Regions from separate parts of the Mus musculus genome. Here region 1 is linked to region 2. A link is a contact called in ENCODE Hi-C or POLR2A ChIA-PET data. All regions are on one chromosome and are shown on one strand. Each heading gives the region's core, a stretch centred on a gene start or an enhancer-like site at or near the end of the contact. The rest is flanking DNA. Distances are from core to core; before and after follow the strand shown. Region 1 holds the start of Rsbn1l (round spermatid basic protein 1-like). Region 2 holds the start of Tmem60 (transmembrane protein 60).

Region 1 (5,244 bases), core at 1,402-3,901, 69 kb before region 2:
CACATGCATATGGAGGCAAACAGCAGTACACACACAATAATAAGGAAACTACTTTACAATGTACTTTGCTTCAGTTTCTGAGATAGGTATGCATGTAGCCCATATTGGCCTGAGTTTACTATGCCGTTAGTTGGGGATCTGATCCTTTTGTGGCTCCCTCTAAAATGCCGAGAGCACAGGGCTGTATCACCATGTCTGACGGTAAATTATTTTAAGTGTTTCCTTACTTTTTGTTTGTTTGTTTTGTTTTGTTTTGAGACAGAGGTTTTTTTTTTTTTTTTTTTTGTAGCCTTGACTGTCCTGGAACTCACTCTGTAGACTAGGTTAGCCCGGAATTCAGAGATTTGCCTGCAGATCTGCCTCCAGTGTGCTGAGAAATTATTTTAACTTTAACAGTTACAATGTGATTCTGCAAATCTTGAAAATGGCAAATCAAGAATAGAGGAACCTTGTAGTCAAATTTACCAAATAAGACAACAGAGAGCTTCCCAGGCAAAGCGGCCTGAGTAGAATCTCAAGGCTGGTGAGTGGGTGACTGCCAGTCCTATCGTTTCCCCCATTGTATGCCACTCCCCAGGAAGACAGGCCAGTTCACTGCAGCACCTGCTTTCTGCTAGGATATTTATTTATTTATTTTGGTTTTTGGAGACAGGGTTTCTCTGTTTAGCCCTGGCTGTCCTGGATCTCACTCTGTAGATCAGGCTGGCCTCGAACTCAGAAATCTGCCTGCCTCTGCCTCCCAAGTGCTGGGATTAAGGGCGTGAGCCACCACTGTCTGGCTGGATATTTAATTTTTGCCATGCAGACATAACATAGATGTGTTTTTATTTAATAGATCATTAATTCTGCTCCCGGACATTGTTCCCCTCTGCACAAGCAAATGCTTTCTAAAAGAGAAAAAAATAGAAAAATGCATTTTAAAAAGATCATTAGAGCCTTGCAGCAGTGGCACACACCCTTAATCCCAGCACTTAGGAGGCAGAGACAGGCGGATTTCTGAGTTTGAGGCCAGCCTGGTCTAGAGTGAGTTCCAGGACAGCCAGGGCTATACAGAGAAACCCTGTCTCAAAAACCGAAAAAATTAAAAAAAAATCATTAGACTAACTGACACTGTTATGAATGTCCCAATTAGATAATCTAGAGAGGAAACCCCTTTTCCTTTTGTTTTCTTACTTAGCGTTCAGTTTCATTCCAACACTTTCCATGTTGTACCCTTATTTGCTCAGTCACACCACCACTCCCTCATCCCCTGCCCTGGATGTAGACATACTCATTCCCAGGTGAGGGAGATGAAGTGACTTTCTTTCTTATGCTCATCACCTTTCTTTTTCCCATTTCCCTTCTATTTTTATGTTGTGTGTGTGTTTTTAAAACTAGATTACACACATTAGAGAAAATATGCAAAATTTGTCTCTCTGGGTCTAGCTTCAGGGAATACTCTATATATTAACAATTTACTTCTAAAAACTAAAAACAATGAGGACAGATGCAGTGGTACACACCTTTCTTTAATTCCAGCACTGGGGGAAAGGGAGTTGGGCAAATGCAGGAAGATTTGAGTTCGAGGCCAGGCTGGTTTACAGGACAGCCAGGACAATATTGGAAGACTATGACTCAAAAAACAAACGAACCAACCAACCAACCAAAAAAAGAAAAATGTATTTACAAACAGCGTTAGATTTTGATGTGTTCCCCTCACCGAGTCCTAAAGAAGTGGGTTTGGAGTAAAAGAGGAGTAACAACAGACCATTGCAGTTTCCTGAAAGGCAACTGTTAGCTGCGGAAAGTAACTGCTAATGTCCCTCTTAGGGGATCAGAAAACTCCTTTTTCTTGCTGAGCTAATATGATCATGTGTTATCTTTACATTCTAATCTCACAAAAGATCTAAGACTTTAAGGCATGCTCTTGTCTAAAGCTTGAACTGTGTTGTAACCCATTCCCCCAAATTCCTTATCTTTTGAGATAAAAATCAAGGTACATGCTTGGCGAAGTTTCATAGCGCTGACTCTGAAATACAGAACTCTAACTGCATTTTCAAACATTTACAAACACCGCTAGTGGCTTTTTCCTGGTGTCGTTTAAAGAATAATTAAAGTGAAAACCTTTAGCACTCAAGCTCAATTTAAAGCCTCCAAACGGTGGGTGATTTTTATCTTCACGATCGGAAGTGATCCAAGTTCCAGCTCTGCAGAAAACTCTCTTTTAAAGTACGAACTTTTACGACCTTAGTTAAAATAAGGCAACTTTTCACCATTTCTGCCTTTGCTGATCGGACTCTCGACAAATTTTCTCCGAGACGAGCAACCCAGAACTCGTTTTTCAGAACCTGCAGAAGGGACCCAAGCCACCTCAAGGTAAAAAGAGAGAGCGGTACAAACAAGGCAAAGTCTTTGAGCGAACGGCAGCGCTACCTCGGTCCGGGCAGATTCGGGGCTCCCGAGCGACGGTCGGGAGATCCTCCCTTCTCAGCGAGCTCTCCATCAGCCGCGCCGAAAAGACCTCTGACCTCCAAATGAAGGTCCGCTCGGTGACCCCACCCCGACGGCTTCTGTCCGCGTCTTTGATTGGTTTGTTCCGGGATCTCTCAGTTTAGCGCGCCCAATGGGAGCTCGGCCTGGACCTAGGCACCCCGCCCCGCGCCCCCGCTCCGGGGAGCGGCGGAGAGTAAATACAACAGGAGCGCAAAATGGCGGAACCGCCGAACCCAGCTCGCGGCGCCGTGGCTCTCCTCTCTGAGAAGGAAGCATCTGGCAAAGTACAGCCTTCCTCGCGGGAGCCGCCGGGCTCTATGTCTGCCAAGAAGGTTCGCACCGAGGAGAAGAAGGCGCCGCGGAGAGTGAACGGGGAGGGGGGCAGCGGCGGGAACGGCGGGCAGCTGCAGCCCCAGAGCTTCGGCAGCCCGGCGGCGTGGAGCTTCGCGGCTCGGCCCGCCGCCTCCTCCTCGTCCACCTCTCGGAGCTGTTACTCTTTCTCCGCCAGCCCGAGCGTCTCCTCAGCCTCCGCTTCCTCGTCTCAGCCGCTGCCGCGCAAACTGCTGGTCACTCCCTCGCTGCTGCACGCTCAGCCTCACCGCGTCCTGCTCCCGCCCGTCGCTCCGCCGGCCGCCGCCAAGCCGCGCAGACCCAAGGAGAAGCGCGAGAAGGAGAAGCGGAGGCAGCACGGCCTCGGCGCCGCCGCCCGGGATGAGAACGGCGAGGCGAAGCCGCTGCCGCGAGGTGGGTGCCGCGCGGGGGAGGGGAGCGCCGGCGGCCGGCGGGGCTGCAGCCTTCCGCGGGGCCAGAAGTAAATGGAGCCTGGAGTTTCGGTCGCCGACCGGGGGGATGGCTGAAACTCCTGGTTTTCGGTGTCGGTTTCGCCTTCCAGTTAACGCGCAGCAGGACGCGCGTGAAGGAGTGGGTCTAGAGGACCCCGCTCCCCGGTGTGTTTTTGGCTGGGGAGGCAGAAGAGAACAGGTCTTTTAAAGATTACGAAAGGGATCGGACTGGATCGCAGGAAATTCATGTTTGCGACGCAGCTTCCAACGCCAGAATATCCTGTCCAAAAAAAAAAAAAAAAAAAAGTGGGTGGTCGGGTGTATTGGCGGAAGCTGGAAGCTCCCAGGGACCACGGGGACCAGGATGTTTCATCCCTACTAGGGAGATGAGGTCGTGCGCAGGGCACCAAGTGTGCGGTTTCTGAGGTGCCCACATTCCATATTGTTAAAGTGTTTTGCGTGGTCCTGTTTTAAATACTACCCTTCAGAAGCTTTCAGCCATATTCTTTTTTTTTTTTTTTCTTCTTTCTTTCTCGTTCAGCAAATGATAAAATCGGATGTTTTGACGTCTTTTGGCCAGATCAAGTGGCTTCAGAGTGTTTCTGCCGGGGGTGGGGTGGGGTGGGGGGGGGGAATTCCCAACTGTTTTTCAGTTTTCTTTTGTAATGTAAGCTAGCAGAGTTTTCCGTATTTTCTTTAAAATGAGGGGTCATTCTAGTCATCTGTGGATATGTAGAGATCTGACTAATACAAAGTGGATATGGGTTGGAAAGTAGATCTTTAGGTGATCACGAGGTTATATAAATATACGTTGTCATTGTCACACATTGTTGTGAAGTATTCCGTTCTGTTTTGGAATGCTGGTGAAATGCCAGTAACCTTGCTGATCTAATGGTACCTTAGATCTTGAAAAATTATCTGAATAGAAAAGTTCATCATTCACAATGTAAAAGAATGCTAACATCTAAGCCAAGCTAATGGTTCGGTGTACCCTTGTTCCCAGTGTAACGCTCTCCTAGGGAGTTGGAGCATTGCCTTAGGAATGCTTTGAGGATGAAATTTAGTTTCCTTCTGCTTAGGAGTTCTAGATGGTTAGTATTTTAAATCTCTATGTTGCAGTGGTTAAATATAAGATTTAAGTTATAAAATGCTGCAGAGTCTGTCCATGTGCAGTTTGGTATCATTCTTCCTTGGGTAAGCTGCGCTTTTGCTTTTCCTGAGTTCTCTGCAGAAGTGAGTGTAGGTATTACATTGTTGGAGTTTTTGAGTGGTGATAGTACCGGCCTAAAATGTGAGATATATCGATATATCTATATGACTTAGTGAGATGTCTGTTAATGGTGATTTTTTACAGTCTTAACTAACATTTAAAATCTATTTGGGAAGGTTAAAATGGAAAGATCAATTTTGTTTTGCCCAAATCCAAGGTTATTTCCCCATGACTTAGAAAGTCTGTAAAGCTAATTGACCATGTTCGTGAGGCAGAATAAAGACAAGATGCAGAACTGAAAGGAAAAAAAAAATCCGTTTGGGAACGTTAAGATGGTTCAGGCACTTACTGTGTAGCTTGACCACCTGATTTTAATTCCCAGGGTCCCTAAGATGGGGAGAATCAGCTCTCCATATGTTGTCCTCTGATCTCCATAGGTCAGCTGTGACACTAGTGTGCCCTTCCAATAAATGTAGTAATCCCTCAGACTTAAACAGTGATAGTCTTTACATCAAGATGTGGGGAAGAGAGTTCCCATGACCTATATGGGATGATTAGATGTTGATGTTTTGTCTTCAAGACAGGGTCTCTTGTATAGCCCCGGTTGTCCTAGAATCACTATGTAGACTGGGGTGACTTCAGAGGATCTGCCTGCCCTCCTGAGTGCTGGGATTTGCAAAGGCATGGGCCACCACACCTGGCTGTATATTCACCACTAACTTTAAATACTTTTATTTTCTTTTGGACAGAAGGACAGAAACACTTATTTTATTGAGAAAA
Region 2 (5,060 bases), core at 2,022-4,521:
CTAGATAGCAGTCTATGTTCTTAGCTGTGTTAACTGCGAAGCTCTCTTTCCAGTCCTTGCACCATTTCTTATAGTCCACGACTGACTTAAGATAGTGTGGACACTGGGCATGAACCTCATTCATGAGCAATTGGTTCCTTTTCAGTGTTATCAGGTCCAAGTCAAGCCTTTCGATGCACCACAGGGATGTTCTTAACCTCTCTGCATACTTGCAAACTTAAGAGTTTTGCATTTAATTTCAAGAGGTGCTAAAATAAAGCACCCGAGGTCAACACATTGAAACATGTTTTTTGAGGCAGGATTTGTGTATAGCCCTGGCTATCCTGAAACTCTGTAGACCAGGCTGGCATCAAACTCAGAAATCCACCTGCCTCTGCCTCTTCAGCACTGAGGTTAAAGGCATGTGCCCCACTGCTGGGTGCATAATGAAGTTTTTGAGGATAGAATGACTGATATAAACTTTATATAGTTTTTATAAACAGCAAGACTGAAGAGGTGTCACTGGCTAAATAATCCACACAGGACTGATAACTATACTTGCACATAATCCTTGTTTCTTGTATTTTTAAGTATTTCCTTGCTAGAGCAGACCACTAAAAAACTTGGGATTTTGTTATTACCCAGTGTTTAAAGATCCAATGACAGGGGCTAACTTTTATATCACTGTTCTCTTTTATTTTAAAATAGATTTCTTTTAAAAAAAACTTTTTATGTGTATGTCTACATGTGTGTGCCACATGAGCCCAGAAAAAAAATGTTCAGTGCTAAGATTCCTTCTGAATGTGAAGATTACCTGGCACCCCTGGTTGGTATCGCCTGGTACTAGAGTTACAGGCAGTCCTAATCGCCTTATGTAGGTACTGGGACTTGACTCAGGTCCTCTGATAGAGTAGCAAGCATTTTTAGCCAACAAGCAATCTTTCCATTACCCAGAACCTTAGCTCTGTTACTCTAGAATGCATCCTTATGCTTGGAAAGCCCAGTACCCAGTACCTCTCACTGCCAGAATATTTTTAATTTCTCTTATTTTTTTTTCAATGCTAGTATCACTAAGATAATTCTTAAGAACTTCTACTTTCAGTTGGGAATTCATTAACTTATACCTTAGCTTAAGGTATAAAGATGTATCTAATCTTCATGTATGGATTTACATTTCAAGATTTTTTTTTAATCGAAGCCTTGCGACCTTTAAGTGGAAGGGCAGATACAATGGGAATCAGAAGGCAAACTACATGCAGTGGAGTAAGGCAGCTTACTCAACAGAGGGCAAGGAAATGGCAAAAGCTGAGTAACATTTTATTCCTCTGATCACGTGGTCATGAGAGTGTGAGAGGCACAAGTAGGAAAATTTCCTTCTCTCCTTCCACCACCCAGGTCCTGGGGACTGAGCTCAGGCCATGGGCCTGGGTGGCAAGTGCAGCATTTACCTGCTCTTACCATCCCAAGAACAACTAAGTAGGAAAGTAATCTCCATGACAAAGCCACTGGCAAAAGACAGAGTGAAGACAGGCACACAGGAGAGAAGGGAAAGGTCACCAGGGGGAGAGGTAAACAAAAGGTGAGAGTGATGCAGGAGAAGCAGGGACAGACAAGAAGAGCTGTGGTCAATCTATTGCTAAAGTCTGCACATCTCGAGGATGCTAATCTTGGTAAACACACACCTGTTGAACTTTAGCAGTTGGATGCTGATGTCCTAGCACCTTCTCACTCTCAACTATTAGCAGTTTGTTTAGTTTGCAAATGCTTTGGACTGCAGGGATTTGGCAGACAGAGCTCTGCCTACATAGCCTGGCCAGCCTAGAACTTTGCTTACATAGACCAGCCTGGCCTTGAACTCTATCTAAAGAGCTACCTGACTTGACTCTGCTAGGACTTAAAGGCACAGGGGTATAAGGAACTGCTCACATTAGGTTAAGTCACGGAAGGCAATTTTCTGTACCAGTCTTTTACAAAAAATAGAATATAATGGAATGAGATTAAGTTTGGAAGCAGAGGTGGAGATGTGGGCAGACTGCTTAATTAACTGTGTGTTTTTAATCCTGTGAATTATGTTTGCTCAGTCCTAACCTCTGATTTGGTCAATTTAAAGAACCTTTAACAAAGTTTTGTGATTATTAATATCCTTAAACACAACTTTTCTATATGGTACAGGATAATACAAACTTTTTTCTCCCCCATCCCCACCCCCTTCAGGAACAAGTGCCAAGTCGAGTGCAATGACTATAGGCATTTTAGGACAAGAGGTGAAAGGAGGCCAGGGCCTAAGCTTATTGCGGTTACAAGTTTATAATTGTGGGTGGAAACAAAACTCGGTTGTAGAAAAGTATTCTCAACAATGGAGATGACCTTCCTGACATTTAACTGACGTTTAAGGATTACATACGCTGAACTACAGTGGTAATACAAGGTTCCAATTTTACAAAGACATACTGTTTTAATAGAATTTATTTGGTTTTTACCACCATTTTCTCTCTATGTGTTGGTCCAAGGCTAAGATTTGCTCAATAGATATTTCTCACTTAAGGTGGTTATATCTGTACACAGAAGGTGTTTTTTTGTTTTTGTTTTTTTTTGCCCGTATGATTCCGGATCCATTGTTGAAACCTTCAGAGTTTCTTTCCCCACACATGGAAATACACACCTGCATCTAGTAATTAGTTGTGCGTAGTAGACTCATCCAAGGTCCTTCCCATACCATTCCATTTCCCTTCTCCCGCTACTCTTAATACTTATAAATGAACTCTCCTTACCCGAAGACAGCTCTGTTTAACCAGCTCACAATTTCCTTCTCAAAATAAGTGGCCTCGCTGCTTACAACTTGGTTGACTTTAGGGCTCATCTGCCCTGGAACGTGAGGATCCTGCTAAACTATCCTGGTCTTTGGTTTGGAAATGCCCATGGTGGTTTCGCGGGAATATCTGGACTCTCCCAAACTCATGCTGGAATTTAATGCGTTTTTTGCAAGACGCATCCCATAGCCGTCGTGCAAACGCGCCCGCACGCAGCATGAAGGGGTGAGGTCACCCGGAGGCAGCACGGACAGGACAAGGGCCGAGCTCCCGACTCACCTGGTAGAGCGGCTGGCCGGAGAGCCGAGAGGGCAGCGAAGGTCGGGAAATCCGCCAGTTTGGATCCTAATCCTCTTCCACACTTTTCCCCCCATTAAATTCTTAGGCCCTCACATGATAATTAAGGAGAAGACATAGTTCCGCCTCTCCAAACAGCCGCAGCTGAGGCCCTCCGCACCTCAAGGTTCCGCCCACATCCGGGGCTGTTCCCGCCGCCCTTGGCCTATCCCGGAGAGCAGAGCGAACGGCGTTCGGCGCTCACGGGCCCGTTTTTCTTGTTTATTGGTTCATTTGGCCGCCAGTAACTGACTGCCCTCCGTTTTAGAGCGATAAAAAAGGGAGGCAATGACCGCGCCCCCTGGGCCCGCCCCTTAGTCCTATAGGTTGGTAGAAAAGTCAGTTTTCCGATCACGCCCGCCGTCGGGCCCGCCCTCGCTCGCCGGGACCCTCCCACCCCTCTCGCCCGGTCCCGTAACCTGCGGGCTGCGGCGCAGACTCCGTGGTCATGCGAGGAGCCGCGGAGGAGGCGGGGCGTCCCGGGAGGCGGAGCGCGGTGCGGGCGGCGCGAGCGGCGCGAGGGTGGAGGCAGCGCGCCGCCGGCGGCGGGGCTGTAGCTCTTTGGGCTCCAGCGGCGGCACTAGCCTTCGCGACTCTGCGCGTCTCCTAGCCGCTTCCCAGCGGCGCGGCGCCGGCGGCTACGGTAGGCGCCACAGCTCCATGCTCGGCGGGCCATGTGGAGGTCGCCGCACTCTGACAGGATCCCAGGGCTGTGCGGACCGGGCGGCGGAGCGGCGGGCGGGATGGGGGCGCGGGCTTCGTGGTCGCCGTGGCGCCCCCTGCCACGGGCACCTGCGGGCCCCGCTCGGCCGCGGCCCCCTCCCTTCGCCGGGGCGCGGCGGCTGCGGGCCGGAGCTCGGCGCGGTGTGGGCGCGCGCGCCCCTGCGCTCCTCTGGCTTGGGGTCGCGCGGTCCCCAGAGGGCGTGTGGGGGCGGCGGGTGGCCGGGCCGGGGCCCACGCGAGGTCCTCTAGCGGCCCGAGGCGCGCGCGGGCTCGCGGAGCGGTCGCCCTGCGTGCAGGCACTGCCCGCGCGGAAGGGCAGCTGCTGCTCCCGCAGCTCCGGCGCACGGGAGTTGCGGCTCCTACAGCGACCGCGGAGGGGCGGCTACCCGAGTCTCGCGCGTGGGCCTTGGCAGGGCATTTCAGGTCTGCAAACAATGCAGTGGTCCATAGGCATGCTTCACCTTGTTTCCGCCTCGTGTTGACAGCCAGCGTTCTAGTATTGTTCTGGTATTGTGCTTTCTAACTCATCACTGCCTTGTTAAACTTCAGGAATCATTTTGTTAACCATTTTATTTTTGTCCGGAGAACACCTGGGGACTGTATTAACATGTGCTACTGGGAAAGTACAATGTGGAGCAATTAATCTTCCTTGTGGGTTTTACATACTTGGGTGTATGTAAATTAGGTATGCAATTTACAATTGTTTTGTCAGTGGTAGACGTTGCTTACTTTGATGTTACTTTACGTGTAATACTTTAGTAATTTTTTATTGCTTTCATCAAACATTTTTAAGCGTTTCTTGCCTTTTTTCTTTTTCCGAGTCTTTGATTTTAAGTGATTATGAATTTGCTAGGTACTTTTGTAAATCGTTTTTCCTAACACTGGACTTCCACGTGCACTTTAGCTCAAGTCCTAACTTAGGTTTGGTGTACAGGCTATAGATTAAAAGGGAAAGAAACGGGTGTTTCTGTGAGTTTTATGATTCAGACTCTAGACCCCAGAGGAAAGAAATCAGGAGGTCCGGGTAGACTGAGCCATGTCTGGAACCAGAAAACAAGGTGGTTCCAGGAAATTTCTTAAGTTTTTCCCTCTTTGGAAGTAGTCTGCCTCCTGCACAGGGAAGCAGTTGAATGCATTAGATAGTATCAGAACTATCTAATGTTGGGTGGCGAGGATTCTGAGTTTTAGTATATTGTAGTAGATCATAAAAAT

What was found. A loop is a pair of places that touch in the nucleus more often than their neighbours do. ChIA-PET counts read pairs that join two places held with the same protein, here RNA polymerase II (POLR2A).
Region 1: a map of heart shows a loop between it and region 2 (5-fold over the local background). The contact joins the promoter of Rsbn1l here to the promoter of Tmem60 in region 2. A Hi-C loop is called at or near these places in 7 of 37 maps with a recorded cell type or tissue (adrenal gland, heart and left cerebral cortex). POLR2A ChIA-PET finds 5 or more read pairs at or near these places in 4 of 5 experiments (Patski and embryonic stem cell).

Annotation. Positions count from the first base shown.
Region 1 is chr5:20,949,229-20,954,472 of GRCm38, reverse strand. Rsbn1l (round spermatid basic protein 1-like) reads left to right here and starts at 2,651. Exons shown (of 8, transcript NM_001080977.1): 1 at 2,651-3,216. The coding sequence starts at 2,688. A630072M18Rik (RIKEN cDNA A630072M18 gene) reads right to left here and starts at 3,484. Exons shown (of 1, transcript NR_030699.1): 1 at 1-3,484.
Region 2 is chr5:20,880,664-20,885,723 of GRCm38, reverse strand. Tmem60 (transmembrane protein 60) reads right to left here and starts at 3,271. Exons shown (of 2, transcript NM_177601.3): 1 at 3,069-3,271. It overlaps Phtf2 (putative homeodomain transcription factor 2), which reads left to right and starts at 3,600. Exons shown (of 18, transcript NM_172992.3): 1 at 3,600-3,768.